Regions from separate parts of the Mus musculus genome. Here regions 2, 3 and 4 are each linked to region 1. The links are chromatin loops, found by intact Hi-C in ENCODE. Cell type or tissue: left cerebral cortex. All regions are shown on one strand. Region 1 has its middle 17 kb from the start of Gm52726. Region 2 has its middle 75 kb from the start of Gm33286. Region 3 has its middle 16 kb from the start of Gm32955. Region 4 holds the start of Gm46882 (a long non-coding RNA gene).

Region 1 (8,000 bases):
TGGTGGTGCTTTAAAAAAAAAAAAAAAAAAAAAAAAACAAAAAACAAAAAAAAAAACCTAGGTTGCATGGCAAACACTTTACCAACTAAGCCCAGGCCTGGTTTTTATTTGTTGAGACAGGATCTTGCTGTATAGCTTGCACCTCTAGTCTTCCAAAACCCTCGGCTCAAACAAAAGCATATGCTCCAGACACTTGAAATTGGGTGGCACGTTCTGTAGGATGTGTCTTCTCTCTGTTGTATAATATCCTTCTTTTCCTCTGGCAATCTCGTATGCACAGCAGTCCACACTGCTTGATATAAACACATTCGGTATTCCCTTTGATTCATTTGCAGGGGTTTTTATTTTCATGTTTTTAAAAAATTCTATATTAGTACTTTCAAGTGATTATCCACGGAAAACATGAGAGTTAAGCCATGGTTTTTAAATCTATGCTGTTAACCTCTATTCGTTATTTGGTGTGTTCAGATTTTACTCTTACTGAACTTGTTGGCATTTTACGATTTAAATCTGCTTTTGGGGGGACAGGGGTGTCTTTTGAGTATATCCATTCTTTTCCAGGGTGGATGCAATGGAATTATCCCCACTTTTGTTCCTGAATATGCTGCTATGTAGAGCAGACCGTTCCCAGCCCTGGGGACTACGCAAGGAGAGCCACGTGCTCATGGTTGGCTGGGCGCTCCCCCTCCACCTTCCATCATGACGAATGCTCCCGGGTTTCTCTGTTATCACTTGCTTTCTGACTTTAAAGTGTTACACAGTAATTCTTTAGGCAGATGCATGGACAACAGTCTCGGTTTCCCTTCACTGGAGGATTTTTGGTTTTATTTTCCCTTTGTTTCTGAAGGAAGTTTGCTAGATATAGAACTGAGGGCTTACAGTTTTGTTCTTCCTCACCTCTGGATTCTGATGAGAGATAATCTGCCCTTTATGTCACTCCCCGTCCCATACTGGGCGCTCCCGTGTGCCTGTCTGTAAGACATTCTCTCTATAATGTTTGGGAACTTGATGATGTGTGTATATGGATAGCTTTAACTTTATCCTGTTTGTGTTTCTCTTGGCTGTTTGAACATACACATTAATGTATCTCTTTCAGTTTTGAGAGTTGCTGACATTATTTCATATAGTAATTGCTCAGCCTCTCACTCTCTCCTTCTGGGACTCTGATAGACGCCCTGTCACTGTTCCACAGACCCTCGAGACTCAATTTATAAAATATCTTTTCCTCCTTGTTCAAATCCAATCACTTCTATTGACTTACGTCTTAGTTTACTATTTCTTTCCTTTGTCATCTCACTCTGAAGGTGAGCCTGCTGTTTGAGTTTTAGAATTCGTTTTATTCTTCATTTCTGTAATTTCTACTTACTTTTTCTTTATATCATCTGAATTTTTAACTGAGAGTTTGTTTTGTGAACATTCATAATTGAGAGCTGTGTCACCATTATGACCGTTATAAATAAACCCTTTAAGAATGTTGTTATCCTTCTTCCTATTCTTCCTACAAAAGGTTTGTCTTGAAGAGTTGGGGTGTTATGTCATGAGACTATGGCACTTACTTCAATATTCCACATTCATACAAAACCAATCATCTAGGTTCCAAGGACAAATTTTATTTTGTGGATATGAGGCTGGTTTTCATTTCAAGGTCTTTATATTGCTTTTCTCTTCTGCCCTCTTTGGGTGTGGGGAATCTCTACAAATATCATGGCCAGAAAACAGAGTATCAATCCAGGGAAGACAAGAAGGGGGTTTGATTCAATATAACAGTAGCTGGTGTTGGTGCAAACACTGAGATTCAGGCATTTTGGGAAAAAATTTTCCTGGTGATAATCAACTCAGTCCCTGTGTGCACAACAAAGCTTACTACATGGTTACATTGAGACCCTGGAGTACAGGTGACATCTTCCATAAAGATATTCTCTAGATTCTCTTAAAAATAAAGTAGGCTTATCATAAACAAGGTAAGGGTCTGGGGGTAAGGCAGTGTGGCCTAGCCGTACTAATATGTCAAAGGCCAGCAGGCCATTACCCACATTCAAGAACTGCCTTCCCGGCAGTAAAACAAGTCATACATGTCTTCTTTGAAGAGACCGTCCTGCCTGTTTAGCATTCCTGTTTTCGATGGTGCTTATCTGTGAGCCCAAGGACCTACAGTCCTTCTACACCTGGGTATCACTCAGGGCTCATCGTGAAACCTGTGTAGTCTGATTTTGGTTCTCAGATTTAGCTGCTCTGTTGATTCTGATCATATTCACTCACGAGGCACTTGGGGCCTGCCCATGAGTTCTGGAACAGATCTTGACAATGTCCTGATTCAGAGAAGAATACAATGTGGTCACAATGACAAGCAGGGCAATGGATGTCCATCCCTCCGTGGGAAGGTGTTCTAATTTCATTTCTGTTGCTTTGACAAATACAATTTTAGCTTATTCTCCTCAGTCATCGAGGAAGTCAAGGCAGGGAACCAAAGCAGCGGGCCGCATGACATCCAGTCAGGGGAAGGAAGAAAGGAGTGCACTGGTTGGGCCTCTAGGCAGCTGTCACTGACCCTCTTCTGACACTTACATGAAGAAAGGCTCTATTTACTATTAAGTAGTGCCACACAGGGGGCCTGAGTCTTCCTACATAGGCAACCAACCAACAAGGCCAGTCTGATCCACGTAATTCCTCATTAAGCCTCTCTTCCCAGATGGTTCTAAGTCACTCCAGTTATCATTTATGGCCTACCATTGCAGTTGAGGAAAGAGTAACCCAGACCCTTGAGTCACATCCACCACCAGGACACCAGGGAAAAGGGCGTGGCTCAGTGCTTTCTTGGTATATGGTAGGAGCTGCAGAGAGCTGTGTCCTGCATGACCTCCCTGTCCCAGGGCTTCAGCTAGAGAAGTCATGTTTAGGAAGTGAGCCCATTGACATTTCCACATTCTGGGCTTTAGTGCACAAGCTAGTATCATAAACAGGAGTCTTTCTCTCTCTCTCTCTCTCTCTCTCTCTCTCTCTCTCTCTCTCTCTCTCTCACACACACACACACACACACACACACACACACACACCCCTCTATGTCTGCCCACTGTCTTTTCTCTATAATACAGAGTTTTCTGGTAGTTAGCTTTTTACGTATTTTGTCCAGGATTTTCCATTGTAACTAGCAGAAGTAGTGGGGTGTCCTTATTCCATTTGTCTGGGATTCTAAGTCCTGTTTTTCAAGTATCCACCAGAAAATGGAGTGTCAGAGTAAACTTATCCATGCCAACCGAAGCTCCCTGATGCTACAACTGGAATTTGACTGCTTCCCTGTCAGACAGAAGGTCTGTGTCTTAGGCTACACTTTGGGTATCCAGACAGCATCTCTGTACTAAACATAGAAAGTTGATCAGTTTTGGTTTTATTTATTATTTTCATGTCACATGAGAGGAAAGTTGCTTCTTTTCTGTCAGGAAGCTAATTCATTAGATACTAGCACTGGTGCGTTTGGGGAGTGGCCAGTCAAAGCAATGAGCAACCAGGAGTCTCCCCACACTCAGAGGAGGTCATGTGAGAGACATTTGCAGTATTCCACTTGCAAATGAAATGTCAGTAAGAGGCTGAGTAATGAGATATTTTTCGTTGAAGGGCAAGCTCCAGCTCGGTTCACGTGTGGCGGGACCACACCTTCGCTAGAGAGAGGCTATGTCATTGTTACAAACCGCACCTGCACTTTCTAACTCTCTACTAAGCAAGGCCAGCTTGGCTTGGAATTGGAATACAAATGGGATCCAGCAGCCCACTTCAGGCAGTAGCAGCAAGCAAAGCAGAAAGCTCTGTGGGTGGAAGCAAGCCCCGGGTCCCTGTGGATTTGTAAGGAAGGCCGTGAGGGGTGTGAACTTCAGTCTGTCACCCACATCTAATCATCACTTCGGCATTAACCTGCTGGGGAAGCCTGGCAAAGGGGCCCAGCGATTGTGAGCATCAGGAATGCCACCTGCTAGGCAGTGCTGGGGATGCCCTCTGCTGAGAAGCACGAGTCTCTTTTCCTAAGCTGCGGTGCCAAAGCCTGCAGAGGGAACGGAGCTGAGCACCCTTGGCTTGCCACCCTCACAGAGCACGGTTTCTCGGCTCTCTTGGTGTTAAGTGAAATTTGCATTTCTGCTGCTGCTGTGTCTTGACAGCCAACATTTCTCTGTGTGTTTTTGGTGTGGAAAACGATCGTCCCACAATTGGCATGGTGAGACTCTTCCTTAGGCGAGGTATTTCCTTTGAGACTAAACTGCCATTTGTACTGTTTTGTTGTTTGAGACAACACATTGCCAGGCTGCTCAGGAAACAGAACTGAGGAGGCAGGCAAAGGTTTTTTTGTTTTGTTTTGTTTTGTTTTTTCAGGAGTGTGAGAGGCCATTCTCAGGTCTTGCCCAGAGCACTGGAATCAAGGAGCACTGGCAGGGACCTCCCTTGACTCAGGCAGCTGTCAGCTTCAAGCCAGGCCCGGAGGTCACATACATGCCCGCCCTTCACCCTTGCCTCCTGAAAAGCCCTGAAGAAACAGCCCTTCCAGAGGAATGCAGGGTCGGAACAAAAGATGTGAGCTAGCTTTCTCTCTAACTCCAGGGGGAGCTCGGAGCACCTCGCATTCTGTCCTATGGGCGTTCTCGTTTTCATTCTCTGTGGGCTTGGATTGTGTTTCTGAGGAACACAGCTGGAATAAGCACTGGGTTTTGAAAATACAGGCACACACATCTGCCAAGGATATAGCATGAAATGATTTTGTTGTGTGGTGTTTGATAACTGCACCCTGAGAGGTAAAGACTTTACCTCCAGATACTATTGGTTATTCTTTTGTTTTGTTTTGCTGTTTGTTTGTTTGTTTGTTTACCAAAACCCAGCTCCAGGAGGTATCCCTGTGATTCTGCTGTCTCTGCAGCTCCCCATGAAGTCATGTTCCTATCAAGACATGTTCCTATCAAATGCAAACAGGTGTCCTGTGGGACTGACCAACACTATAGCCTTTCAAGGTGAGACAGGCCTCGTCACCCACTCCCTCTGCCTCAATGCCACTCCCCACTAATGGAGCCACACAAATACTTCAGAACCATTAAATCAAGCACGTGGAAGCTACCAGTGGTGGTTTGAATGAAGATAGCTTCTATAGGCCAACAGGGAGTGGTACTATTAGGAGGTGCGGCCTTGTTGGAGGATATGTCACTGTAGGTGGATTTTGAAGTTTCAGATGCTCAAGCCAGGCCTACTGTTACTCTCTTTTCCCTCTGCCAATCCAGATGTAGAACTCTCAGCTACCTCCCCAGCACCATGTTTGCCCGCATGCTTCCTGCAGCGATGATAACAGACTAAACCTCTGAACTGTAAGCCAGCCCCAATGAAATGTTTTCCTTTATAAGAGTTGCAGCGGTCATGGTGTCTCTTCACAGCAATAGAAACCCTCACTAAGACATTACCCTTGACCTCTGAGCCATGTTGCCAAGATGAGGCTCCTGAAGAGTCACTAAATGATGGAGAAGATGGATGGGTAAATGCTTGAGTGGTAAGATAGCTGGGTAGATGAATGAACTGGTAGATGGATGAATGAGTGGGAGGATGGGTAGATAGGTGGGTGGACAAATGGATAGATGATAGATGGATGTGTGGTTGGACAAGGAGATGAACGGCAAGGCAGTGGAGTACACTGCTCCATGGTGCCTCGAAGCCCAGTCCACAAGGGAAACTTTCAGCCTTGCTAGCATCAGTGTCCGGTAGGAAAGCCCAGCCTCCCCCACAGCTCTGGCCCTGAATGGTAGATGTAGACGTAATGAGCTGGACTTGGAGCTCTCTCACCCACGCTGACATCTGTGCCTCTCCTTTGGCTCATACAAGAATATGGCCTCTCCTGGAAAAGGAAGAGACTTCATTGGAAAAGGCCCCTGGCCATGCACCAAGGCATGGAGCTAGTCTACGCCAAAGCCAAGACCAACCCGTTACCCCTGCCCTATTCTCTAGGTAAAAAATGAGTCATCAGAAGGAAAAGGAAACAAATCTGTTGTGCTGGCACTTAGTCTCTCTCCCAGTGAACCCCAGCAGCGATGGGAACACCAGTGTTAAGAATGAATGCCAAGCTAAGCCCCTCCCTTCCCAGCTGTCAGGCAGCAGAGCCAAGAGCCCCAGCCTGGCAGTGGGCAGGAGATGGATGGGCGCCAACACATATTTTCTGGCCCTGAGCCTGAGGTCATTGGTTCTGGGACTCACACCAAAGAAACTAGACTGCAGGACTCAGGGTGCACGTGGCTTAGAGCAAGCTCTTCTTTGGGGACTAGACTATCTTCAGTGACCAATCCATCACTGGCACGTGTCATAAGGAACGTGCTCTAAGCTGGATGGTGAAATCAGCCAGTTCCTTCTGGAGGAGAAGAGCCACTGAGTCCAGAAAAGACTCTCCTGGGAGAGGTACAACAGTCTCCACATTTTAAAAAATAATTTATTTAATTTTATTTTATGTGCATTGGTGTTTTTGTCTACATTCTTGGGAGTAGGGGGTGTCAGATCCCAGGCACTTGCCATGTTGACGCTGGGAATCGAACCCCAGTCCTCTGGAAGATCAATCAGTGCTCTTAACCACCAAGCCACCTCGCCAGCCCCAACACTCGCCAACTTTAACTTGCCAGATTCTATGGTACCAAACCTTTCTTCTTGTCACCTTGTCGTACCTGCTGGTTTGGGGAAATCAGAAGAGATTTCTAGACTATTCTGCTCATATTTCAGGCTGAAATGCATGAGATGGGATAGAAGATCATTCCCACCATTCTGATAGTTCTCCAGGGAGTTGTGTGCACATGTGTGAGCATGTGTTTGTGTACACACACTTATACACCCACACACCCACACTTGGATCTCAGAGCTAGACAAAGTCCTAGTGATCCAGATCTGAGTCATCACACCCAGGGTGGCCGCTTCACTTCTTTCTGAAATGTAAGCTATGGGAGTTAGAAAGACCGCCCTCCCCCTCCTCATACCTCTCCCCCCCCCCCAACTCTCCTCCCCCCAGTCCCCAGACATTGCATCTGCAGGCCAGCTGTCGCCATTATCCTCACTAGGGGACCCCTTCCAGCAGTCACCTCCATGAGTTCCCCACCCTGGAAGATTGACGAGGAAGAGGGAAGAGGCTGCAGAGCTGCCTCAAGGGAGAGACAGCCCATCCTGGCCTCCAATTTGAAACAAGATGAACACTTTGAGAGTTCTCCTAGCCAGGGTAGTATGGGCTAGGTGGGAGGTGGACTGAATTCCCAATCCAACTGACAGTATGAACAGTGGGTAAAGTGACCTTTTAGAAGCTCCCTGACCTCTGTTTTACTCTTTCATCCATCCATAGTCCTAGTGGCCCTCCGGTGGCACCTGAGTCCCTTTGTGTACAGTGCAGGAGTGCAGGAGGCACACCCTGTCCTTGTCAGGTGAAGATGGGATACGACCAGCTGGAGGACAGACTGAGGAGGCCTCCCCGTCACCGTCAGCTCTCCGAGCCGAAGGCTCTGCTCTCACAGATCCAAGAAGGGCCTTTTGAATTTTCCTCTGCTGGGTAGAGGGATACAGATCCTTCCCACACATTCTGTACAGCTCAGAAAATCCTCTACAGCACTCAGGGTGTTTTGTTTTGTTTTGTGTTTTGTTTTGTTTGAGTTGAGTACTCAAAATATCCAGCAGAGATGGATAAAGAAACCTCTCTAAGGTAGTCAATTGGCATGCTCCACTGGGCAAAACAGCACCCCTTCAGGTGAGTCTTCCAAGGAAAACCAAATAGCAAACAGACAGAGGTAACATCATCAAATGTATGGGCATGACATCCAGCAGAAACTAACTAGGGAAGCTGAGACAGTCTACTGGAGTTCTGGACTAAACTTTCTCTCAATGAGTGACCTTCCTTCTACCTTCTCTTCCCCACTTCAGAAAATTTCATACCGTGGGATAAACAAGAGGAGCCTCTGTTGGGTGTTGGGAAAGTTTCCCTGGGCTGTTTCCTTGTTCTCTCCTTTCTGCCACAG
Region 2 (8,000 bases), 710 kb before region 1:
TGTCGGCAGTTGCTACGTGCCCATTGACCTCATAGTCCTAGAGACTGATTTGGAAACGTTGTCCCCAGACTCTCCTCTGTCTGCTTTTCATTTATGTGCTGCCCCTTCCCTCAGCCCTGCTCCTGCCTGTTCACTCCACCCAGCCCACCTCCCTCTCCCATCTGGATCCTTAACACAGAGGTGGATGCAGCCATATGCCCTGTGGCTGTCCTGCCCTGCTGTGCTGTTATATTGGCACAGGTTGGACTGTGGTCACTGCTTATTGTTATCATCACTAAGTCCAGTCACGCTGATGGTTATTGATTTTCTCAGCGCAGATAGATCTTGCTTATTGGGAGTGTTCCATACAATGCATACACTGACAAACAAAAACATTTATTTTTCTCTAAAACGGGGAAGTACAAGACTGCATCCCAGACTCTGCCCCGCTGAACAACTTTGTCAAGGACTTAGATTGAGACATATAAGAGCCAGTGATCAAATCTGCTGTTGGCACAAAGTTGGGTAAAATAAAAGTCTGCCTCAGAGGTTTTTAAGATGAAGTGGGGTGTAGCTGTGTATGCCTGTACCTGCAATGTTGCTGAGGGGGTGGGAGACAGAGACAACTGGATTGCTGGGGCTTGCTAGCCTCCAGCCTAGCTGAAAGCCCCAATGTTCTGGTTAAGGTTCACTGAGAAAACTGGACTTGGAATATGGTGAAGGTCAGTAAAGAAAGATATCCACCTCTGGCCTCCATGAGAGCACACTAGGGTGACTGCTCCTTCTGGTCCTTCTAAAGGAAGTTCTGGGGACTTTTGTTGATGATAGCCTCAATATGAGGCAACCAAATGGTGATGCTGATGGGTGTGCAGGAATAGAGGCACAGTATCCATCACTCAGCCCCAAGTAGGCACAACCTCGTTAGCAGGACTGTTTACTTTTGTCACATTTAAAATACAAATAAAAACACTTATCACTCATGTTGATTAATTGAAAATGATCAAATTTCTCTTTAAACATAACCATTATAATAAAAGTAAGTTAAACATCATAGATATACTTGAAAATTCAGTAGTCTGCCTTTTAGCACACCCAAAGTAGGCAACCTGTGTCTCATCTTGTCAGTTAAGACAAATGTATCTATCAAACCAAACACATGCTTGTAACATTTTTGTTGGAATTGTTTTTTTTAATGGATATGCCCAAACCATAATTCTCCAATTTATGATGTTCACTTGAAAATATATCAGGTCTACATTATTTTTATAAATGGCTAATCTTCCATAATGGAGGTAGGGTATCATTTATTCATGTTTCACACTTATGAAATAAATAAGGATGGGATATTATGTTAGGGCAGATGGTGGGTGTTGGAGCCAGAACTGACAGAAATAATGATATAAGCAACCAGAGGCATCTATTAATAACTGGAAGATGGGCATCGGGCAAAGAGGAGGGCTTGTTGGGGCCATTAGTTAATGTCAGAGCTTTGCTCTAAGGGGCCGAAACAATTTCAGGCTCCTATCTGTTTATCATTGGTTTCTTGTCAGGTCGGGACTGGAGAAGGAAAGAGTGGAGACTGCTTTCTTCCGGTGTCTGGGGTTTGTGCAAAACCTAAGTCTCTGGGGTTACTAAGCGTGAGCCACCACGTCCCCAGAGAGCTTGCAGGATTGGAGCCTGCACTGTAAGCACATTATAAAAACATTAGGCCAACTAATAAAAATAATGACATTAAAAAGAAAAATTGTTGCAGAAAGCAAACAAATCCAGCCTCGCTGCTGAGGAAGGCACTGGCCCGATGTTGTTGTCAGGCTTAGGAGAAATTTGATTTCAGTGAATTTCATTGTCAGTGTCACCGGGGCATGAATCACCCTCCACTGGTTTTCTCAGCATTTTAATATCACAGATTTAGGGAACATGGCATTAGAGATATAAAGAAGCTCACAACGAGCCTCACCCAGAAGCCCCCTGGGCCCAAGGCTTTAACCAGGAGGCAGATTTCTGCCGTTATGGGGCTATAAATCTGAAAGCTGTTGAAGCCCCGCGGGATCGGGAGCTGTCAACCCCGAGACCAGAGCGATTGCCTTTCCACTCATGACCTTTCCTCTCTCCACAAACCCCGCCCACCGACTGAGGGTTGAGAAATGAATTTTCACACTTGGAAGCAAAGTTCTAGGGGCCGGAGGAGCAGGGGCTGGATGAAGTCCATGCTAGAGGAAGGACCTCTCAGGAGGCGCCCAGAGCTCATTTCCTGATCCTACCAGTTCTTTCCTGTGCGACAGGGGAAGCCACCTGCCCGGGCAGAAATAGGTCGCCCTGGAAAATGTGGAAGTGGAGGCAGCCTTAGGAGACACGTTGGAGAGTTGATTTCCATGTTCTCCAAGCCGCGATCTCCTTTTTCCTTTTTGATAAGCACGCACCAGGTGCCAAGTCCTGTGCCAAACACTTCACACGAGGAGGTGAGTCCTAGTTGGCTTCTACGTCCAGGTCACAAACCATTGAGGGAAGTAAGGGCAAGAATCTATCAGGAACCACAGAGAAAGTTTGCGGGCTCCCTCACTGGCTCGTGCTTGGTTAACCTTTTTGTATCACCGAGGACCAAGTAATGGTACTGCCAACAGGAAGCTGGTCCCTTCTGTGTTAATTAATTATCAAGACAATTCTTCACAGACATCTCATAGGCCGATCCAATGTAGGCAAGGTTTCAATTAAGGTATTCCTCCCAGGTGACTCCAGGCTGTGTCGTAGTCAACTAAATCTATGTTATGGATTAACTTTGAAATGTTTAAAAGCTACTTACTCACTTCAATTTATGAATGTATAGCCGGTTGATTCTATTTCCTCTCTTATATTTGGGTTTGGAGGTTGGAGGGTTTGTGGTAAGGAATCTTCACATTAAGCATTCTTACAGGTAGGCATTCACCAACCAGAGCCTTGAGTCCTCATCTGAAAATGGAAACCTCTCTCTCTCTCTCTCTCTCTCTCTCTCTCTCTCTCTCTCTCTCTCTCTCTCTCTCTCACACACACACACACACACACACACACACACACACACTTTTGAGGTTGGATCTTACTTTGTATGACTGGGTGGCTTGGAACTCGATATATAGACCAAGCTGGCATTGAATTCACAGAGACTTGCATACTCTTACCTCCCTGGTGCTGGGATTAAATAAAGGTGTACCCGTCACACCTATGTAGGACATGTCTTCTTAAAGACCTCTTTTGAACAGCAGAATTCTGTGGTTCCCTTTCTTCCTTAGCTTAAGACTGCCCCTGAAATAGCTTTTATCTTGAGCACCCATGACCACCTACACTAAAGACTTTCCACTCTCTTCTAGGCGATCCCACTTGATTGGCTGTATGCTTCCTTCACACTAAGGTTAGAATTGCACGATTTGGGCAGAGCTCATTGCATCATAGTTGTGAGGAGAAAGCTGTTTCCATTGCCATGATACACTGCTTTTTAAGAAAAGAAACCAGCTGAGTAGTTTCAGAATTTTACAGCTTATCTTTCTGGTCCTGATCAGCCTATGGAATGGTAAAGGTAGGGACTGTATGCCTATTTAACCCTGAGTTCCTACTCCGTGCTTATTGGTTGGCACGTAGTGTTTACTTATGCTGAAAGGACGGATGTTAAGTGCTTTAGCTCAGTGCAGTACATTTGCCCTTGTCAATGACATGGGGATAAAATATCACATCTCAAAAGCGGTAATCCATCATTAGTGTTTACCACACTGCAGTTATGTAATTCTCTCAACATACTGATGTGCGTCCCCACTTTAAATACAGAGAAACTAAGATGCTGTGGGAATACCAATTTCCAATTACCAATGCCCTTGGAATAACCCAGAAGTATAGTGCTAAGAAAAGAAAAGCTTACATAGTTATATCTTATTTAGAATTTTAAAACTGAGTATGGAGAAGGGGGCTGTGATTTCATACCTCACTGAGACCTGTGTCTCAGCAGGGGGAATTTGGTGTGGGTCCAGGTGGGAGGATGCTGGGGAAGATGGCATTCCTGAGTAGTTCCTTTGGCTTTTGGGTAAGGAATGAAACATACTTATTTATTTCTCTTTGACATGGAGAGAAGGTATTTTACATCAAACAATGCTTGAAATATATCACAGTGTGAAATAAATACTTCTTAAAACAAGACATAAACACACATCTAGAAATTCAGAAATGAGGTTAGGGATGCTCACGATGAAGACTCCCCAGGAGGAAACACAAGCATCCGTGCAGTCATTGATGCTGACGGTTAGCTGGGGAGCCTGGTTAGGGTAGAGATCAGCAGTCAGACTCAGGAGATCTCTGAGTAACCTCACTGGGTCATGGCTATGAGCCGAGTTGCTGCCATTGGCTTGATTTTGTTATGGCTAGATAGCTTCCTTATATCTTAGAGATTTCATCTGATTCTTAATAAATGTATAATCAATGAGTTTTCTAGTTTAGTTTATTGCTCCATAAAAATTCTAGACAGGCTAGTTTAAATGACAGAAAAAAAAAGCTCAACATTTTAAATAGGGATAATTAAATTTATATTAAGTAATAATTCTGGTGTATTGTGTCTTTCTCAGCTTTCCTCCCTCCTCCATCTTCTCTAGTTCATTTGAGAGACTGACATAGGCTCTGAAATTCAGACTCTCAATCCTTACTTACTTGTTCATCCGACACAAACCTCAACTGTGATAGGAATACAGAATTTGTTCTTGCTTTCTCTTTTTTGAGCATCGTCTTGCGGATTAGGGGGATGCGTGATTAGAGATGCCTTGAGGATTAAGAATTTTTAAACATGGGTTACATGTTTGGGGGACTTCTTTCTCCATTTCTACTATCAAGTCACAGTGAGAACGAGTTGACCAACCTCCAAACAAGACTCTGGGGTCTATTTGTGTTTTCCTGTGAAGGGCTCCTCCTTCCCTCTCTTCAGGCACAACATGGCACTATGGCGGCACTTCGGAGGTAGTGACACAGGAGACCAGCAGGTGGCACATGGGAACCACAATACTCACACCCAAGCTCTCCACCCAGCTGGAGGAAGGGATTAGTGCAGGCAGAGCTGGCTGAAGTCCTTGGTTATGGTGGTAGGGTCTACTAGGCAGGAAAACAAAGCAAGCCACATGAGCAAAATCAGTAGGTGGATGGTGTGGGAGTACATTTTATAGAAAAGCCAAGATGTCCTTTGTTGTTGAGGTGACAGAAAAGCTAGGACACGAGCAGGTGTGAAGAAGGGGATGACTGATAAACTAGAACCATTTTTTAATGCTAAAACGATCATTATGTGCACTGTCCTTCCTTATTTCAATCAACTATGGGAATATTCCTTAGAAGAGACAATACTTTTCTATGAGCATATACCTTAGAGGAGACAATACAATAACCTGGTCTTTTGTGTACCTGCATATATACATATATGAACGCATGTGAGTGTTTTCATGTGTTTGTAGGGTGCATGCCTGTGGAGGCCAGGTTCACCTTGTCTTCTCAGACAGGGTTTCTCATTGGGCTGCAGCTCACTCAGTAGGGTAGGCTGGCGGCCAGCAAGCTCCAAGGATCTGCCTGTCTCTGCTTGTCTAGCCCTGGGATTTCGGAGATGCATTACCAAGCCTGGCCTTTAAATATGACTTGTGGTGCTCAAACTCAAATCCTCATGACTGCTTGGCAAGCACTTTACTGAATAAGCAGTCTCTCCAGTCCCAGCTAGCCACACACCCCTAAAACCAAAGAACCAAACACTCCTCTCCAACATATGCAGTATGTGAACTTACTCTCTGAAATATTATGTCCAGAAAAAAGGCAGGATCATTTAACTCAAGGCTTCTTAATCTTTCTTTCTTCCTTCCTTCCTTCCTTCCTTCCTTCCTTCCTTCCTTCCTTCCTCTCTCTCTCTCTCTCTCGATCTCTCTCTCTCTCTCTTTCTTTCTTTCTTTCCTAGCAGTCCTTTTTGCTCAAGAAATTTTTAGATGCCACTAAACAGGTGTATAGATCAGACATTTACTGATAATAAATCAAATTTATTTTAAAACAATTTTTATTTACATAAATTTTATTTTGGAGACTAAAGCGAATTTGCACACAATGAGACGGATGTCCTCATTGCTTCGATTTTTACACAAAGAATTAGATCTTGGCTGAACATTTCCAAGTGTAAAACACAGAGCTGCTTCAACATTTTTCAGTTGATTTGTGTTTTGTTCTACAATAATTAATGCCAAGATTGCTGTTCCATATAAATATGCATTACAGAATGACAGAAGCTATATTTTGAGCCACTTCGAAAAATTGTTGGAAATTCTGTCCTAATCCCAAGCTAAAATTAATTTGGAGGTTTTATTTTGGGCGGGGTATGTAAAACTTAAGTCAGCAAACTCGCATAGCAATTTAGAAAGATCAAACATTCAAGCAATCCAATCCAAGATATACTGATTTGATACTTACACTCTGAGGAAGGATAATACAAATTATTAAATCTTTGTTTTCCGCTATTAAACCATATGTCTCTACAAGGAGCAGAACATTGTATATGCACAATAAAATGCTGGCATTTATAACATACAACAACTCTGCATGTGAGTCAAGGTACTTCAGGGATGTGTGTTGGCATGGTGTGATACAATGTGCAGTACCAAGTGTGCAGGTTAGGGGTTCACAATCAAGGTGATAACGAAGCCAAGAAATAAACACAGCATGGGCAAATGCTGCGTGAAATATGCCGGATTCATTTTGAGCTTAATTCTGAATTAATTTTTGGCTGATCAAGTTCAGGAATCCTTTACTGTCCACAGTTCTTCCCTAACCCTGTATTCAAGTAATTATGGCCCACAAGATAAGAATCTAAAGTTTCCATAGCAAGCTATACAGAGAACAACAATCTCCATCTAGCCAGACTAGCTCAGATGTGGGTTTCTGATGGAAGAAGGACAGTTAAGAGTGATGTATAGCCGGGCGTGGTGGCGCACGCCTTTAATCCCAGCACTCTGGAGGCGGAGGCAGAGGCAGGCAGATTTCTGAGATCGAGGCCAGCCTGGTCTACAAAGTGAGTTCCAGGACAGCCAGAGCTATACAGAGAAACCCTACCTCTAAAAACCAAAACCAAAACAAAAACAAAAACAAAAAACAAAAAAAACAATAACAACAACAACAACAAAACAGTGATGTTAAGCCAGGCAGTGGTGGCGAATGCCTTTAAACCCAGAACTTGGGAGGCAGAGGCAGGCAGATTTCTGAATTCGAGACCAGCCTGATCTACAGAGTGAGTTCCAGGACAGCCAGGGCTATACAGAGAAACCCTATCTCAAAAAACAAAAACAAAAAACAAAAACCAAAAACCAAGCAAAAAAAAAAAAAAAAAAGTGATGTTAAAATCTACCACTGTAGCCTACAATGAGTAGAATCTGCACTGGTTACATGAGAGGAAAGGAAGGAATGAGAATTGAATTACCAAGTTCAAATCAGTGAAAGCTTGGCATCATGGAAGGAGCTGTTACCTAGAAGACAAGAGAAAAAAACACACAGACACACATACACACACATACCCACACACAAGCATGCATGCATGCATGCATGTATGCACATGTGCGCAGAAAAGATCATTTTGATGCTAAAGGATATGAAATCTACTTGGAATAAATACTGAGAAACACTCAATATGAGCTTATACAACACCAATTTAAGATAATTAAATTTATTCCAAGATAATTAGTTTTATTTTGTTTTTATTTCTACAATCAATTTCTAAGATTTTCATTTCCTTATAAAATATTTTGGATATTAATGAAATATTACATATCTATGTCTTCTATAGCTGTTTTCTTACCAGATAATTTATCGAAAATTTAAATCTTGCTAATTTTCTTCAGATTATTTATGTAAGAGAAAAATTACAAGTCCTAGTGACGCCCTACCTGTGTAATAATATTTACTGTGGTAATAGCCTATAATCCCCAGGGAGCACAGGACAAAGTCAGAGAGGTTCTTGAGTTGGGCAGGATGCAAAGAAGATACTGAGACCCGAACAG
Region 3 (8,000 bases), 60 kb before region 1:
CGAAGACTAGAGTTTGGGGAGCAGTGAGCATCTTGCTTGCACATCTGGCTGACCTGGAAGCTAAGGCTAACAAGATAAACTGAAGCTAAATATCAAAGGATATCAGATGCATGAAGAGTCTGGGTCCTCTACACAGTTCTTGTCACCTGTAGACTTTTGTGTGGTGAGTAAATCAGATCTATGATGTGAAACTATGGTTCTTATGACACTCTGGAAGAACTGGCCAGAGAAGTCCACTCTCAGCATGAACTTCACTCAAGATTTGCCTTTCCAAGCAAGAGGTGGCAAGGGAGTGGAAGTAAGACAAATACTATGCAGCTGGACTCACAGCCAAGTTATTGGAGAGCTGTAGAGAAAAACCCCCCAGAAGGACTCTAAGATTGCCAGCTCATGAGTGTGAGAGGCAATAGCATCATCATCCACCCTCCAAGGAGCATGATCCAAGTGAGACTGGAAATGTCCAGAGGAACACGTATAGTCCCAGGATCTGTCTATGTGGTTCTGCAGCTTAAGGGAAACAGCACATTTGAAGTTCAAGGATGGTAGGGCTCAAGTAGAACATTGCAAGAGTAGGTGAGATCCCACCTACACCAGGAGAACACACCTCAAAACAGAAGTGGACCTCTGAGGAATGCCAGCAGCAAATCTAAGGTCCTTGCCAGATTTCCGGACTCTGGCACTGACAATGAGGTAGCCCTGCAGATGCATAGCATCCTGTCCCCCAAGTTCCTCTGAGAAATGATTCTTGCAGTCTGCCATCTCTTAGAATTATTTTTCTGTTTGCTAATAATATCCAGGAACAAAAACTCTGGCTCACAGGCTTGGGTTTAATGTGATAAAAATCCATATTCACCTTGAATGAGCTATTTCAGATAACAGATATTTATTTGATCAGACTCCATTATTCCTTCATCTCTACCCTGCCTACAACAACAACAACAATAATAACAACAACAACAACAACAACAACAGGCTCCATCCAAAGGTTCAGGAGACCATTGTTCATGGTCCTTCAGACCCTGGAAGTCAGCAACCGCAAGAAGAGACATTAAAAATTAATGAATGTGCTATACTCAGTGTCCTGAAGTCAAGGCTATTTAAGTAGATAAAAGAGGCCTGGGGAGGGAAAGTCTTGTTGCTAATGTTTTCTTTATAATTATTAGGTGAAAAGAGAGAGAGAGAGAAGTGGGAGAACACAGCTACCACCGAGACAAAGTGAAAGGCGTGCATTAGAAGAAAGGATGCAGACAAATGGAGCACTCTCAGGCTCGAGCTCCGGGAGGGGGAGGAGGCACAATGAGAGTGGGGAGCTGCAGGGGGGGGAGAGGCAGACGCTCTCCACCCAGGCAGCTTCGCCTACAGCCTGGCCAGCCCTGACTTGAATAATGAGGCTGTTTGGACGAGCCTGAGGCCAGTGGTGGAGACTTATATAAGAACAAGTCTCTGGCTACGCTAGTCTTCACAAAGACACCCTGCACTCCTCTCTGCTGCACTTGTCTGTGGCCAAGGAGTAAGTTTCACATAATCACTGCAGCACCTGTGGCTCCAGTGGAGGGGAAAGGCATGCTCCGGTGAAGTGAATTAAAATGCCAGTCCTCTTGCTAAACACAAGGATACGAGCTGAGTTCTGCAGTGGATAAACTGGTACCTGCTTCCCAAAAACTTGGCTGCCAAGCAGACTTCTCCCAACACACAGTGCTTCATGAGCTGGACACGAATCTACTACACCTTTTTTTTTTTTTTTAATACTACTTACTGCAGGATCACAAACTCAGAATATCAAAACATTTTCCAAATCAAGCCTGAAGCCAAAGGATTCTGTGTGTGGCTTACAGGGTGCTTCCTAGGAAAGCCTGCTAAATGGTTCTAGAGAGAGAACTGGAATGCAATGGTTTGCAGTTCTATAGAGAGCAGATATTCCCAGGGAAGGAAGTGGCCCGGGGTTCTGTTATCTATGAAAGAGCATGGCTTTTGAAAACCTTAGGTCAGGTGGGCGCTTGGGGGTGTGCCGAGATGAAGCCACCATGCCACAAAGCCCAATTGCTGGTCACTGTTTTATATGGAACCGTAAGCTGAAGGAGCCTGGGAGAGACGAGGATTGCATTTCCCTTCCTATGTGGTAGAGCTGAGTGGTACGTTCCCCCTTTGTCTAAGTTCTGCTAACCAGACCCTCTTGCAGGTCCTCCCCATCTCCCTCCTCCACGCCAAGGAGACTGTGACATTGATAGAGACCCAATGGCATCGCAGGCTCTTGGCATAGCTCCTCTTTCCCCACATATAGAAAGAAACCATACTGGCTTTCATAGAGATCTTGGCTTCTATGTGAAGTCATCTTTGTCATAGACTGACCCCAAAAACTCAGGTTTTCCAGTGAGACTGTTTCCAGTTTCGTCTGCCACTCATTTCTGTACTCAAGAGACATTGCGTGTCAATCATGTGCTGACTGCTGTAGGTGCTAGGCCGGGAGAAGATGAGCCCCACCCTCCAGCAGCCCTGAGTCTAGCCGCAAACACCAATTATCCTCTGTTTAACCTGCCTTGCCCTTAGGGGCCCAGGATGTGAACAGGAAACAGGCATTCAGGCAGATGGGGTCCTTCCCTCTCCAGCTCCACTGGCCTCATTTTGGTTAGTCTTGTCCCTGACTTTGACTTCCCATCTTGAAGCTCAACCCTTCTTGCCTTTGCCCCCGCCACAGTCGCCAGAACTGTCAGTTTTGCCTGAGCCATGTTTTCAGCCTCTCCTATCCGTCAGTCACGGCCTTGATAGCTGTCACTGGTCAAGTGGCCAACTGGTTCCCCTAGCCTCGGGCTCTCCATCCTCAGTCCCGCTGCCATTTTTCCTACGCGGTCATTTTCCTAAAATAGAAATGAGATTGCATCACTCCTTATTTAGAGACAATCATCAAGTCACTAAGCTCTCGGTGTGACTGGGCTTCACACCATCTGCAGGCACTTGGCTTAGGAAGAAGTGTCGTTGAAAGCAAGATGACTCAGCCAGGGACTATGAAGGGCTGACTCAGGGCTCTCATCATAACTGCCCCTTAGAATCCTAAGAGCTCGTGTGACCCGCAGATGCCAGCACTACTCGCCCAGCCCAGACCATTGACTCTGAATGTCAGATGAAGTCTGGGTGGCCAGGCAGGGGGACTCACCGGAGATTTGAACTTTGAGTTGGATTATGGGGGGAAGGTAGCATGAGACTCTGTCTCTTTTTCAGAACTGCTCTTCTTCACTTTCAGATATCCCTGCAACATCACTTTCTTTCCCTAAGTTCCCTGAAATGGCTTAGTAAGTATGTCTAATTATCAGTCAATCACCAGCAGGAATCACCAGGCAGATGCTGTGCTCAGATCAGAAGACTCCTCCCACGTGCGCTTCAGGGGCAGTACCTCAGCCAGTACAAGTCTGACTTGGGAGGGGCCTGGAGCGGCACGTGACCCGCCTTTCCATCCCACCTCTCCTCACAGATGCTTTCTAAGTAGTTTGACCCCTCCTGTACCAAGAAATTGATCCTGTCAGCTATAGTTATCTTTTTCGCATAAAATCTCTCTCGTGGTTTATTTTATTGGGGATCTTCACCCCCTCCTCTGCCCTCCTCGATGCCTGCAGCGCTGGGCCGCACTGCAAGTTCCAAGAATGATTTCTAGATCTCTCTCCCTGCCAGACTTGGGAGAGCTTCATTTTCACATCGTGCTTTGGCTGCAAGGGTTAACTTTCCATTTCAGGAGGGGAGTGTGGGGTTTCCTTCCCAATATCTGTATGATCCAGTATGTGTTTATACTCACGGCCCCTGCCACACAGGTCCTTCCCCCTCATCTCTCATTTCCTTCACACCAGAAGTCAGACCATTTCTGTAGCAGACAGAGTCTGCGGGAGCTGTTGTTCACAGCTGGTGAGGGAAAGGAACAACTGGGGAAGAAAAAGAAAAGCAAGAGACCAAAAGGACAAAGGGCTCTTCAGGCAGAGGGAGCTGTTGCCACAGGCTTGCGGAAGAACTCAGGGCTCCTGCAGGCTGCTGTAGGCTTTTTGTTTTTTGTGGCAGTGAACCCAGTCACCCCTTGTTTATTGAGTCCTGTGAGCTTGGTACAGCTCTCTAAGGCTGCCGGTTCCATATCTAAGCATTCTCCTTGCAAAGGCATCTGTCATGGAAATGAAGCTATTTGCACAAAGCAGAACTAACACTGAAGGGAGGAATACAAGCCAAGAGACACAGAATTAAGACATAAATATTCAGAGCCGAGACCTCTAGCCTGGGCTTTGTGTGAGGAGAACCAGAGAGCCTGGCTAGGTCTGCTTCGGGCAGGGCAGCGGATGGCTGGTGAAGGAGAAAGGAGTGAGCCACCACTGAGGAGAGGAGGTGGGACTGAGTTGGTGGGACTGGGGAGGGAGAGAATTTCTTGACATTGTCTGTGTTTAGGACTGCGATCTGTCTTCCACACCTTTTCAGTTCACTACACTGACTATCTTGGAGAGGTAGGCTGTACTTTGAATGTGACTTCAAGCTGAAGAAAGGCCCGGCCAGCTCATTCTAATAAGGACTATAGATACGGGTAACATCCTTGTAGACACCAGTCTACAGTCTTGAGGATGAGCTGGCAAGAAACTAGGGAGAGAATGTGAGACGATCAAAACACAGTTCTCAGGATGGTATAAAGAAATGGGGCTCAGTTTCCCACTAGACTGGTGATTCTCAACCTGTGGTTCTCCACACCCCTTTTAGGGGTCAAACAACCCTTTCATAGGGGTCGCCTGGTCTGCAGAGTCTCCTGCAGAAGCCAGGAAACACTGCTGCTGAGGAGGCCACACCCACCCGAAGACTAGGTGTTCCCTCCGCTCTTCCTTTCCCTCCTCCGCAGTGTCTCTGGAAGCATCCACCACCTTGAGGGCTAACAGGAATCCATGAAAGAACAAGCCTCCCTTGGAGCTTACTGAATTATTAAAATATTGCCATGAGATGTTACTTGACAGAATATATATATACTTTCCCCAAATCACTCTACGGAATATTTGAGGAGGAAAAGAAAAAAATGACTGACAGTTGCCGTGGAAGAAGTGGGAGAAGCTTCTAGCCTTGAGACCACAGCCCAGCTTCCCAGCCCTGGAAGCCACGTTCATGGGACTCTATATGGATCAGCCAAAGAGACTGGCACTAGGCAGGAAGATGAACAAACACCCCATTGGTAGAAGGATTAACCTAGAACCTGGGGCTCCAACCTTCAGCCTTCCTCCAGCGGGAGTGGGATCTGACCACTGATATTTCCTCTGACTTTCTGATACATCGTTTCGTCAAAACAGCCAGAGCAGTGCTTCCCTGGGCCCCTTCAGCTGGGGTGGGGAGAGAGAGAGATGAGAGAGAGAGAGAGAGAGAGAGAGAGAGAGAGAGAGAGAGAGAGAGGTTAGAAACATAACCAGTCCGTGCACATTCCAATTTTCTCCATCAGATAAAAACTAGTCTGCCAATTCCCAACCACAATCTCTTGAATCTTTTATAATCAGAAAATCTCTTTCAATTGTGACAAGAATTCAGTTTTCTCTCTGCCCCTGATTGCCCAACGGTGATTACCCCTCCCAAGCCTTTTTTTTTTCTTTTCCCTCATTTGTGCAAGGAGAAGCTGTGGGTTGTAGCCTGCTTGCTAAGAGCCTTACTCAGCACTAACACTCGAAATCTGTGAGAAATCTTATTACAAGTTATTACTGATTTAGCTACAAGAGAATACAATCCTTTAAAAAAAAATCTACGAGGAGTCCCAATGACTTATATCCAACTTGACAGAAAAAAGTAAAGTCCCCTTGGCATAGGGGAAGTAATTAAAGACACACATTCTATTTTCTCTTTTGGAGAGCTCAACAACCCATTGGCCCATTAGACCTTGTCTAGGGCTGATCTTTATAATCTTCCCAAGAATTTTAGACTCTTGATGCATTTGCTCATGATAGATGCGATGACACACAAACTAGCAGCTGGCATTGTCTTAGGAGATTAGATGTCTGTATCTCACTCCCTTGAAGGCCAAAATAGATACCTCTAATTGGGGAGGAACGTTAGGCTCTTCTTGCTATGATTTCTTGGGGGGCAGGGGGAGAAGGTCACATCTTTGTCTTTACCACTGTCAACAAACTTAATTTCTGGGGGGGGGGGAAGCATGCATAATTGCTGTAAGTGGGCCCCACCACTTCCTCTCGTTTTTCTATCGGCTCGATTCAGCTGTCAGTCTTTTTTTTTTTAATTATTTATTTATTATATGCAAGTACACTGTAACTGTCTTCAGACACTCCAGAAGAGAGCATCAGATTTCATTACAGATGGTTGTGAGCCACCATGTGGTTGCTGGGATTTGAACTCAGGACCTTTGGAAGAGCAGTCGGCACTCTTAACCGCTGAGCCATCTCACCAGGCCCGCCACCCCCAGCTGTCAGTTTTATGTCACGCCTTAGCACCAAAGATAGGGAAACTGGAGCTTCGCCAATAAGTCGCAGCTCTAGCACTCGATCTCAAGACTTCTGACTGCAGGACAAATGCCACACGAACAGCAAAGCCAAGAGGCGAGTGAATGCCGAGCCAGTCCTCCATGAGGCAACACAACAGAACGAGCTTCAGGGGAGGGAGGAGTTTAGTGCTGCCTATTGGACGCGGATGGATACAAGGGACGAGAGAAGTACAGTGTCCCATACGTGCCAGGGAGTCGGTGGCCACCCTGGAACTCCAGACCCAAACTCATCTTTTTTTCTACGCTACCCAGATAGCCTTAAGTTCCACCTGGAAGACAAGTCTATGATTACTGGAAGACAGGAGGAGGCGAAGCACTTCTGAGCCTCTAGGGGAGATGAGGTGCCAAGTTGCAAAAGCAATCGCTGAGAACCAGCCTGGAAGGTTTTGCATCTGTGGGATATTTGTTCCTGAATACCCCCAAATGCTACATTACCTATATTTCTTATTTTTGCATTTACATCGAATTTTATGGCTTCATGGTAATAAAATCATTCCATTTATACTATGTTCCCACCCAATAAGCTTTTACTAAGATATATCCTTTTATGCTGCCACTACGTGCTTTGATTAACGGAGTTACCGATTCGCCTGGTTCCACATTCAAACAACTGTCCTGATCAATTTCTGTTTTTCAGACTATTGCTCTGATCCACTGCCCTGCTTTGTAGAGGATAGCCGAGACCACTCGCCACCCCGGCACACTGTGCCCCATGTAGGTGCTGACCTGTATACTTCAGACTTGTGCAAATCAGCCTGACTTGATCAGTGTTATTCTTATTACTTGTAACCTGATTAAAGTCATGAATCTCTGAACTATAACTGTGTTTTCAAGATTGTCATCTAAATTATGTAAATAACTAGTGCAGTAATTAGCTCTCTTTGATGAGCTTCCGTTTAGGTTCAAGATGAGCCGATCTATATTTATCAACTCTGGGCATGCTTTGCTCCCAGACAGGCGTGCAGCAGAGGTGAGCCCCTCCAGGGGACACTCAGCTCAGCAGCATCCTGACCCAGCATGGCTGGCCACCAGCTAACTCTCCATTCTCCCTCTCTACGCATCGTCAATTCAGGGAGAGCCTCCAGGAGTGGGAACGGCTGAATCGATGTTTCTCCTAGCTGCTTCACAGAATCCTAAGAAAGAGATCCATTTTCTTAATCTACATGTGTTCTAGCTCTGCCAGGGAACATTTCCAGATTCTTCTAAAGAGCTCTGCCTGTTTTTCACCTCCATTTGGAGTTAAGAAAGCAGTGAAGCAGTCTTCTCGTAACAATCACTAGCTTCCTTCCAGGGAAAAACTTTCAGCTCCCTGGTAGGGCTTTGGTAATTGATAGAGCTTTGGTAGCTTTGGTAGCTTTGGTGGCTTTGGTGGCCCCACTGCTAGTACTGCTCTTGGCAATCTTGCTGCAGGAGGGATAAATGTTAGCTAGGGTTTACATCCCAGGTCTACCATGTAAGCTCATGACAGTTCACCCCTCTGACACCAGCTCCTCAGCCAATGAGTGGAAACACG
Region 4 (8,000 bases), 850 kb before region 1:
CACAATAGGAAACAGAAGCAATCTAAACATCCTTCAACAAGCAAACGGATTATGAAAATGTGGCACATACACAGTATGGAATACTGTTCAGTGGTAAAGAGAAAAATGAAATCATGAACTTTGCAGGTAAGTGGATGAAAGTAGCAAAGATTGTATTGATTGAGGTAACCCACATGTTCTTTCATATTGGAGTCTGTTAGCTCTAATTCTTCAGATGTGAAAACACAGCTCATAGTAACTTCGGAAACCAGGAAAGTAAAATGGTTCTACTGCCAGGACAGGGTGGGTAGACAGGGGGAATAGCAGAGCACAAGCATTCTGATCAGGAAGATGGGATAAAGCAGTTCTCCTCAGGGAGGTAGAGCAAGAAAAATACAGAAGTAGGATAGGAACAGAGTAGAGGGGAATAATAGCAGGATACAAGGGATCTAATATGGGAAATGGGAAAGGTGGGACCCTTTAGGGAGGGCAGAGGGACATAAACCCAGGAGGAGAAAGGAAGTGAGTGAAATAACAGCAAGGATGTCTGAAATGGCCATAAGAAATGATACTATTTACCTACATTTTAAAAAATCAAATATTTACCTTAAAATATTTACCTAAAAAAACCTCCAAAACTATAATGCCAAATTCCATGTATAAACATACACATACAGTTTTATTTTTTTTTTAATTTTTAACCTAGATTGGCAAATGCTCCCTCTAAGAGTCAAAGTGCCCTAAGAGAAACCACCCCAGTACCAGACATAAGATATCTTCTTCTGACTTGTTGATCAGGGCTGTCCAAGAGACTCCCAAAACATACAGCATTTTGCTGTTGCCCTATGTTGGTCCCAGTGGTGGACTTTAAGTTGCTATTGCTGAAGACACCATGCACTTTAGAAACAGGGCTCAGAGAGATCCATGACTTGGAACTAAGCTGAGGACTAGCTTTCATGGCACCAGAAGGCACCACACAAGCTTACAAAGGAGAAAGGCAACTAGTAGCCCTGTCCAGGTATGATGCCTATAAATCATATCTTTGACCAGTTTGGCATGATAACCCTCTGGGTGCAGTGGTGGCACATATTCCTTGGTGGCAACCAACAACTCTCTAATTTGGCTTAAGACCTGCTCAACAAGAGAGAAAGCATGCCTTGTTGATATAACAATTGATGCAAAAAGAAGCCATGAACTTGAAGAAGAGTGGGAAGGAGGTATATGGGAGGTTTTGGAGGGAGAAAAGAGAAGGGAGGAATGTGATTATATTATAATCTAAAAATAAAAATTAAAAGAGATCTGATTATGCTGAAACTCACCTGTATGGGAATAGCCATAAACATTTTAAAATAGCTATGTGATACTTTTACACTCTCAGAAAACAAGCAGCTCCCCTAATCCTGCTCACAGCAAGATCCCTCCTGACTGCATAGTATACTCTCTCCTTAATCCTGGATACATAATCTGAAGTAGAACATATACCACATGCATTCTGTTTCTGAAATTGGCATATATTTAAAAGTTTTATTTTGAGCTACATCTAGGAAGAAAAATACTCTTAACAGTTTCCTTTCTTATTTTAATAATTTTCAATTTTAATCCTTTCTTTCCTACGATTTAAAAATAATTCTGTTTTATATGCATTGGCGTAAGGGTGTCGGACCCCCTGGAATGCCATAACAGACAGCTGTGAGCTGCTATGTGGGTCCAGGGGATCGAACTTAGGTCTTCTGGAAGAACACCCAGTGCTCTTAACCACCGGTTCGTCTCTCCAGCACCTCTTTCCTAGTTTTAAATATTTTCTTTTCTTAGTTTTTGATCCTTTTATTTTTTGATTCTTAAAAACATCCCCCTCCTTTCAGGCACTGTTCTCCCTATTTCCCTTCGTCTTTCCCTATGTCTTCCTAAATTCCATCCTACGTGTCAAATCTATCTCTTTCTCGCTATTCTTTTCCTCCACCTCAACTTGCTGTAACTTCACCATCTAATCTATGGTGGAGATGAGTTGTTTGTGAGCCTGAGAAAAGCTCCGTTTGTTACACACAGGAATACCTTTTGCTGGACACCCTGACTATGGAAGTGTTCGTAGAAGATGGTTCTAGATCAAAGCCTCCAAAACGATCAGCAAGCTCAGCAAGGGCCGGCTTCTCAGTTATTTATTCTTTTCTGCATTTTCTGGTTGCTCTGAGAAGGAATTTCTTTTTTTTTTTCCATTTTTTATTAGGTATTTAGCTCATTTACATTTCCAATGCTAAACCAAAAGTCCCCCATACCCACCCCCCCACTCCCCGACCCACCCACTCCCCCTTTTTGGCCCTGGTGTTCCCCTGTACTGGGGCATATAAAGTTTGCGTGTCCAATAGGCCTCTCTTTCCAGTGATGGCCGTCTAGGCCATCTTTTGATACATATGCAGCTAGAGTCAAGAGCTCTGGGGTACTGGTTAGTTCATAATGTTGTTCCACCTATAGGGTTGCAGATCCCTTTAGCTCCTTAGCTGACTGTGAGCATCCACTTCTGTGTTTGCTAGGCCCCGGCATAGTCTCACAAGAGACAGCTACATCTGGGTCCTTTCGATAAAATCTTGCTAGTGTATGCAATGGTGTCAGCGTTTGGAAGCTGATCATGGGATGGATCTCTGGATATGGCAATCACTAGATGGTCCATCCTTTTGTCACACTTCCAAACTTTGTCTCTGTAACTCCTTCCATGGGTGTTTTGTTTCCTATTCTAAGAAGGGGCCATTCCTAGCCAAATGGAGAAAGAATTTCTAAAGGCCTGTTCGAAACTGACACAAACACAAGGGGGCTTCTGTCCCTATCACTGCACCTAATGGGTTCTTCAAGGTCACCTGTAACCTGGGTTTTGCCAGATTTGATGGTCACAGTTGCATCTGCCTCTCACTTGATGTTCTTAGCTGTTTCTTTGGTGGCCTTCTACTTTTCCTTTTGCTCCTGATCGAGTCTGCTCAGTCTCCCTGGCTGGTACTGATACCTTCTTTATTTAATATGCATGTGCCCAATATCAGCTCCTGGCCTATTCATTTCTCCACCCAAATTCTCTCCTTGGATTGACCAATCGTACCCTGAGCTCTTCTAAACGTGAATCACACATCTGGACTTGCCTCTAAACTCCACATTTCTGACAGAAAGAGGCCTGGTCGTGCAGAAATCCCCTCTTGAGAGATTACTTGACATTTCATTTGGAATGGACTCCTAAACTGAACCACACCCAATTGGATCAGAACCCCGTTTCTCCTCAGCTTTCATCCTCCCAACAGGCCTTTCTCCCAGCATCTAATTCTACTAAGTGGTCCTCAGTGGTCCTCTTCCCCACTGCTCAGCCAAAGCCCACCCCCAGCTTGGCTGCAGCATCACTTAGCTCCATTTAACATAAGGCAGAAGTCTGTCCACTTTCTGCAACTTAGCTGCCTTGCTCTTGTCTAACCTCCTGACTTCTCTAGGCTGCAGGTCTACAACCATTTCCAAAAGTGTTCTCTGTTAGCCTCTTGCCCTTGTAGTGGCACTTTCTCTACACATAGTAGCTGGGATAATTTTCATAAATATAAGTCATTCTCTTTGCTAACAACCCCTTACAGTGCCCTTACCCCAGTGAGAACCCCATGACCAATCCTTACATTTTCTAGTACTTTGCTTTCTCTGTGTTTGGACCTCTTGAAGAAGTTAGACATTTTTATGTCTCCTGGTTCTCCTTGCCTAGGTAAAATAAGAGCAAATAATTAAGTCAGGTGTGCTGTCACACAACTTTAATTCTAGCACTTGTGATGGATCTTCAAGAGTTTAAGGCCAGCCTGATCTACTGTATAGGTGAAATCTTCCTGTGCATCCCCCTTACTTTCAATAAGTCTCAAAGCTTACGATCTCGGGGATGATGCTCAGTTGCCCATGGTCTGATAGGCACTACAGAAGAAAGCTATGGGAAGTAGTGTGGATTTGGATAGGAAGAGGCAGAACTGTGGGAGAATAAATAGAAAAGCAAATCACAAAGGGAGGTGGGTGGTTTCACAGCGAGGCATAAAGAACAGTCTTTTTCTTATTTTGTAATTCATATTGTAAAATATTATAAACGGAGCTGTTATAGAAAGAAGAGTAATGAAATGATATTAATTAGCATCATATTAATTATGCTAAATAATCTTTCTGAAAAGATCTAAAAATGGTTTAAAAGGAGCTAATGATGTTATATTAATGGGCAATGTGTCTATAATAAACATTAATTATATGGTATTAAACCAGTCCATAGAGCTTTTGAAAAGTACAACACGCTAATAAAACAGCAGAAACTTAATTGCTACCCTTAAACTTTAGAACTGGAATGACTTAATGATAAGAAGTACTTCAGTAAGGAAAAACATTCACAAAACACTTGGTATGACATAGTGTTTCAGTGTAGGAAAAATACATCTAAAAGTCAATAAAACCAAAAGAATTATTCAGACCTTGTAGCCCAGATAGCACTGTCAAATCCCCTCTTATTTTTCACGTAGCTCATTGTGTGGATTCCAGAGTCTTTTCTAAGTCAGCCACTAGAGAGCAAACTTCTTCCTTTTATCAGGCTGCAGCCTTGCTATTATTATTTTTTTTTTCTTTTAAAAAAACCTCAACCATATACATAGGCAGCTTTCTCAGGACCGCATTATCTGGCTATAAAATCTGATGATATGGCTTCTAGGTGCCTGGGGCTGTGGTGTGGGGAGCGGAAGAGGGGATTTTTAAGGCCATTTGTATTAAAAAAAATGTAAGAAAGAACAAGTAAGATGTGGTTATGTCAAGCCACTTTCCTGGGGTGAAAACGAAGCCTGCTGCTAATGGAGCCCAGAGTCTTATATTTCATCCCATGTATAAAATAAGACAGGCACTGTTGGCTCTGACAGGCATCTTGGGCCTTTTTTTTCTAGTCGAGGTCTCCAGAGAGCTCAAAGAAATGATGCTGTTTCCAGATGAAGTGCGGATGGATTACACTCTGTTACCTCTGCGGCTTTCAGCTCCAGAGGCTCTAGCTAGGAGAGAGAAAGCTGCTACTTTAAGAACATTTGCATCACTGGGCTAACCCTTCGTTGTGGGTGTTTCTTCCACAGGTGAGTATGGTATCCATAACATTACAGTGCAAGCTGCTAAAGATACCTGAGAACAGAAGAGCCCATGGAGGTCTTCATTACCAGGCTCCAGAGTCCATCCCAGCCTGCTTTTTGCCTGAATTGAGAGATAACCAAACAGGTCATATCTTTCCTTTTCTGGTGGCTGTTAAATAGTTGGCTGGAGCGATTCTTTGCTGAACAAAATTATTGTAATCAGATTTTTATCACTGTCGTGATTTTCTTCTAGGGCATTGGAGCGTTACTATCCTAGAATTAACATTACAAAAAGTATCTATGGCAGATTCCAAAACCTTCAAGGGAACACGTCTCTGAAATCCAGTGGCTGTTCTGGTTAGGCTGATACTGTATGTTGAAAGGCATGGGTAAACCTGTCTCTGTGTAAACCATTTGTCTTAGTAAATTCTCTGAGTTTACAAGGCTTAGCCTAACATTTCACACTCCAGGGCATTCATGTGAGAGCTCTCCTGTGGGCCTTGTCTCCTACATCATCATCCATGAGCATAGATGCATGCCCACAGGCCCCAGTACAGTGGTAATACCACTACCTCCCACTACGTGAAGCCTTCTCAAAGGCACGTCGATCCATGAATACTCACTGGGTGAGGTCTTGTGTTTACGGGGAGAAGCTGAAATCCTTACCCACTACAGAAGCACACTGTGCACCTTCTCTAAAGTGCTGTTGGGAGCAGGCAAAAGGACGACTGTTAGCATTCTTAGAGTTTTTGTGTCAAGGGTGACACCTGCATGGGTGGTGGATTCTTCTACTGAGAAATGGACACTTAACCAGGGCTTAGGTGACAAACCTACCCTGGAGCCAAACTGCCACATGTCTAGATGGGCAACTTTGAGCAATTTATTCAACTTCTCAGTACTACCGAATTATAAGATGCAGGGAAATATCACCTTCCTATGTTTCCTTTAGGAAGTTAGACTTGACTGCATGTCCACAGGTATGTAGGGGGTCAGCTAAGTTCTTTACTGCTACACCAAGGTATAACTTTAATTTTTTTTCAAGCCTTATTTTTAATGATAGTTCTTAAATGCTTTAACCTCCCTTCTAGGCCCTCACCCACCAAAGGTAGTAGGAAAGAAAGGATATGGGGGAAGTGGACCTGTTTAGAAATGTTTTTTTGGAGCAACTTCTGTTTGTGTTGTCTGGAAATCGACAATTCAGTTCACAGGTTAGCAGTGGCAGCTTGATCCACTTGCAAATACTTCACGGATACACCAGCAGTCCAGTTCAGTAGAGTCAGGAAAGCAAACAGGAATCAGCAAAGGTGGCACTACCTAGCAGAGACAGCCAGGCCTCAGCCTCCGCACAAGTCAGCAGGAGGGATCAGGAGAGACACCAGGAGCAGCTGTGCCTCTTCCAACGCAGTGAAAATCAGTGAAGACTTGAGACCCACATGCGTAGTACAGCTAGCTCTATAAGCAAGCCTAGATTAGCCTGTCACTGTCCTTTGAGTCCTATTTATACCCTCCCAACATCAAGTGACCTCCACGGGTCTTGCCTCAGCACATGCATCTAAGTTGACATCACTCTGTCCATTAGCTGAAGTCTGAGGAAGCGGCAAGGAACTGCAGCACACCACCAGAATTTTTTTTGGTGTCCTGACAAATGCAGCTCAATTATGCAATGTAAGGCAGACCAACACATGCGTGTTGTTAGCAAAGAATCCTTCATCACATGCCCTTTCATGTGTTTGTTTTAACCTTTGTCTGCTTCAGCTAAACGTTCCTTCATGTGTTTGCTCCAGCAAAACACCATCCAACCAACTTTCCAATGAGCCCTGAAGTTTTCATTTCACCAAGGAGTCTCCAAGGAAGAACCTGGAACTAAACCTGAGGGAGCCTCTGTGGAATAAGAGAGTTACAGAAAATAGCTTTTCCATGGTATGTTATTGCTTGGCCCAGTTTCTTGCGTGCGCCGGACTGGCCAGCAGTAATGACGCTGCAACAGGATCCTTCTGCACACGTTTATTGGGAGAGCTTGATTGCAGAGGCGAAGAGATCCTGAGCCCAGAACTGGTGCTGCTTATATAGGCCTAGGAGAGGCGTGTCTCACACCCGGATTGGTTATGCACTAAGCCTCATTTGCATGTTCCTCATCTGATTGGCTACTCTCTCTCTCTCTGTACCTCACAGAGCCTCATTATCATACCTCATTTGCGTGTCTCACATCTGATTGGTTATACTCTCAAAGCCTCATTATCATGCCCGGGCCAGGCAGTGTCTTTGCAAAAAACTTTACTGCATATGTACACATTGGTTGTTTGTCCAAACTTATGCGTGATGGCCAGCAGTAGTCAGTGCCACTCTGCAATGGCACATGTGGCTTCCCACACCAGTTTCCTGCAGAGGAGGAGGGAGAAGGGAGAGAGAATTTTAGTAAAGAAGACCTGAGAGAATTATGTTTACCTTCTATCACTAAGATTCTAAAACCATGGCAGAATTGCTTCCATTGCCTCTGTACCTTGGGATTGGGGTAGAGAGACTTGAAGGATTAACAGCTCCAGAGCCTACAGTCCAGCACTCCCATCCCCATGTCTCTAAGGCTTCTGCCGGGGTCTGGGAGAGGCCAAAGGGGAAGAGTTACCTAACAGAAACAAAAGCTTCACTTAGGTCAGATGTAATTGTTCCTCGGTACATTCCAGAGAAGCCACTCCTTATGAGGTTAATGGGGGTGGGGGTGGGGGTGGGCATTTTCATCCAAATCACCATATTCCACTCCCTGGCTCTCATAGGCTTGTAGCCATATCATAATGAAAGCTACATTTAGTCCAACTTCAAAAGTCCCCATAGTCGATCACAGTAGCAGCATTGTTTAAAACTTCAAAGTTCAACCTCTCTTCTGAATCTCATGCAAACTTTTAACTCTAATTCCCTGTGAAAACAAAATGAAAA

What was found. Hi-C counts contacts between places; a loop is a spot of excess contacts. Peaks named below come from ENCODE experiments on the same cell type or tissue, not always from the same donor. Only the 100,000 strongest peaks of a DNase experiment are listed, where the experiment ranks them.
Region 2: it touches region 1 in a loop (2.5-fold over the local background); 3 of 42 quality-filtered maps call a loop at or near these places.
Region 3: a loop joins it to region 1, with 2.0 times the contacts of the local background. A loop is called at or near these places in 5 of 42 quality-filtered maps.
Region 4: a loop joins it to region 1, with 2.4 times the contacts of the local background. A loop is called at or near these places in 2 of 42 quality-filtered maps.

The regions. Positions count from the first base shown.
Region 1 is chr4:33,522,808-33,530,807 of GRCm38, reverse strand. No RefSeq gene overlaps it. Among named protein-coding and RNA genes, the nearest start is that of Gm52726, 17 kb to the right of the region's middle. In left cerebral cortex, a CTCF peak has its summit at 4,589; DNase peaks (open chromatin) are centred at 4,577, 5,854, 6,090, 6,865 and 2 more places; H3K27ac peaks cover 1,086 bases.
Region 2 is chr4:34,228,458-34,236,457 of GRCm38, reverse strand. No RefSeq gene overlaps it. Among named protein-coding and RNA genes, the nearest start is that of Gm33286, 75 kb to the left of the region's middle. In left cerebral cortex, a CTCF peak has its summit at 4,980 (motif pointing right); DNase peaks (open chromatin) are centred at 4,972 and 5,541.
Region 3 is chr4:33,582,763-33,590,762 of GRCm38, reverse strand. No RefSeq gene overlaps it. Among named protein-coding and RNA genes, the nearest start is that of Gm32955, 16 kb to the left of the region's middle. In left cerebral cortex, a CTCF peak has its summit at 3,975; DNase peaks (open chromatin) are centred at 2,936, 3,375, 4,024, 7,627 and 1 more place; H3K4me3 peaks cover 478 bases; H3K27ac peaks cover 935 bases.
Region 4 is chr4:34,368,405-34,376,404 of GRCm38, reverse strand. It overlaps Gm46882 (a long non-coding RNA gene), which reads left to right and starts at 4,576. Exons shown (of 2, transcript XR_001784527.1): 1 at 4,576-5,075; 2 at 6,854-8,000. In left cerebral cortex, a CTCF peak has its summit at 4,519; a DNase peak (open chromatin) is centred at 4,645.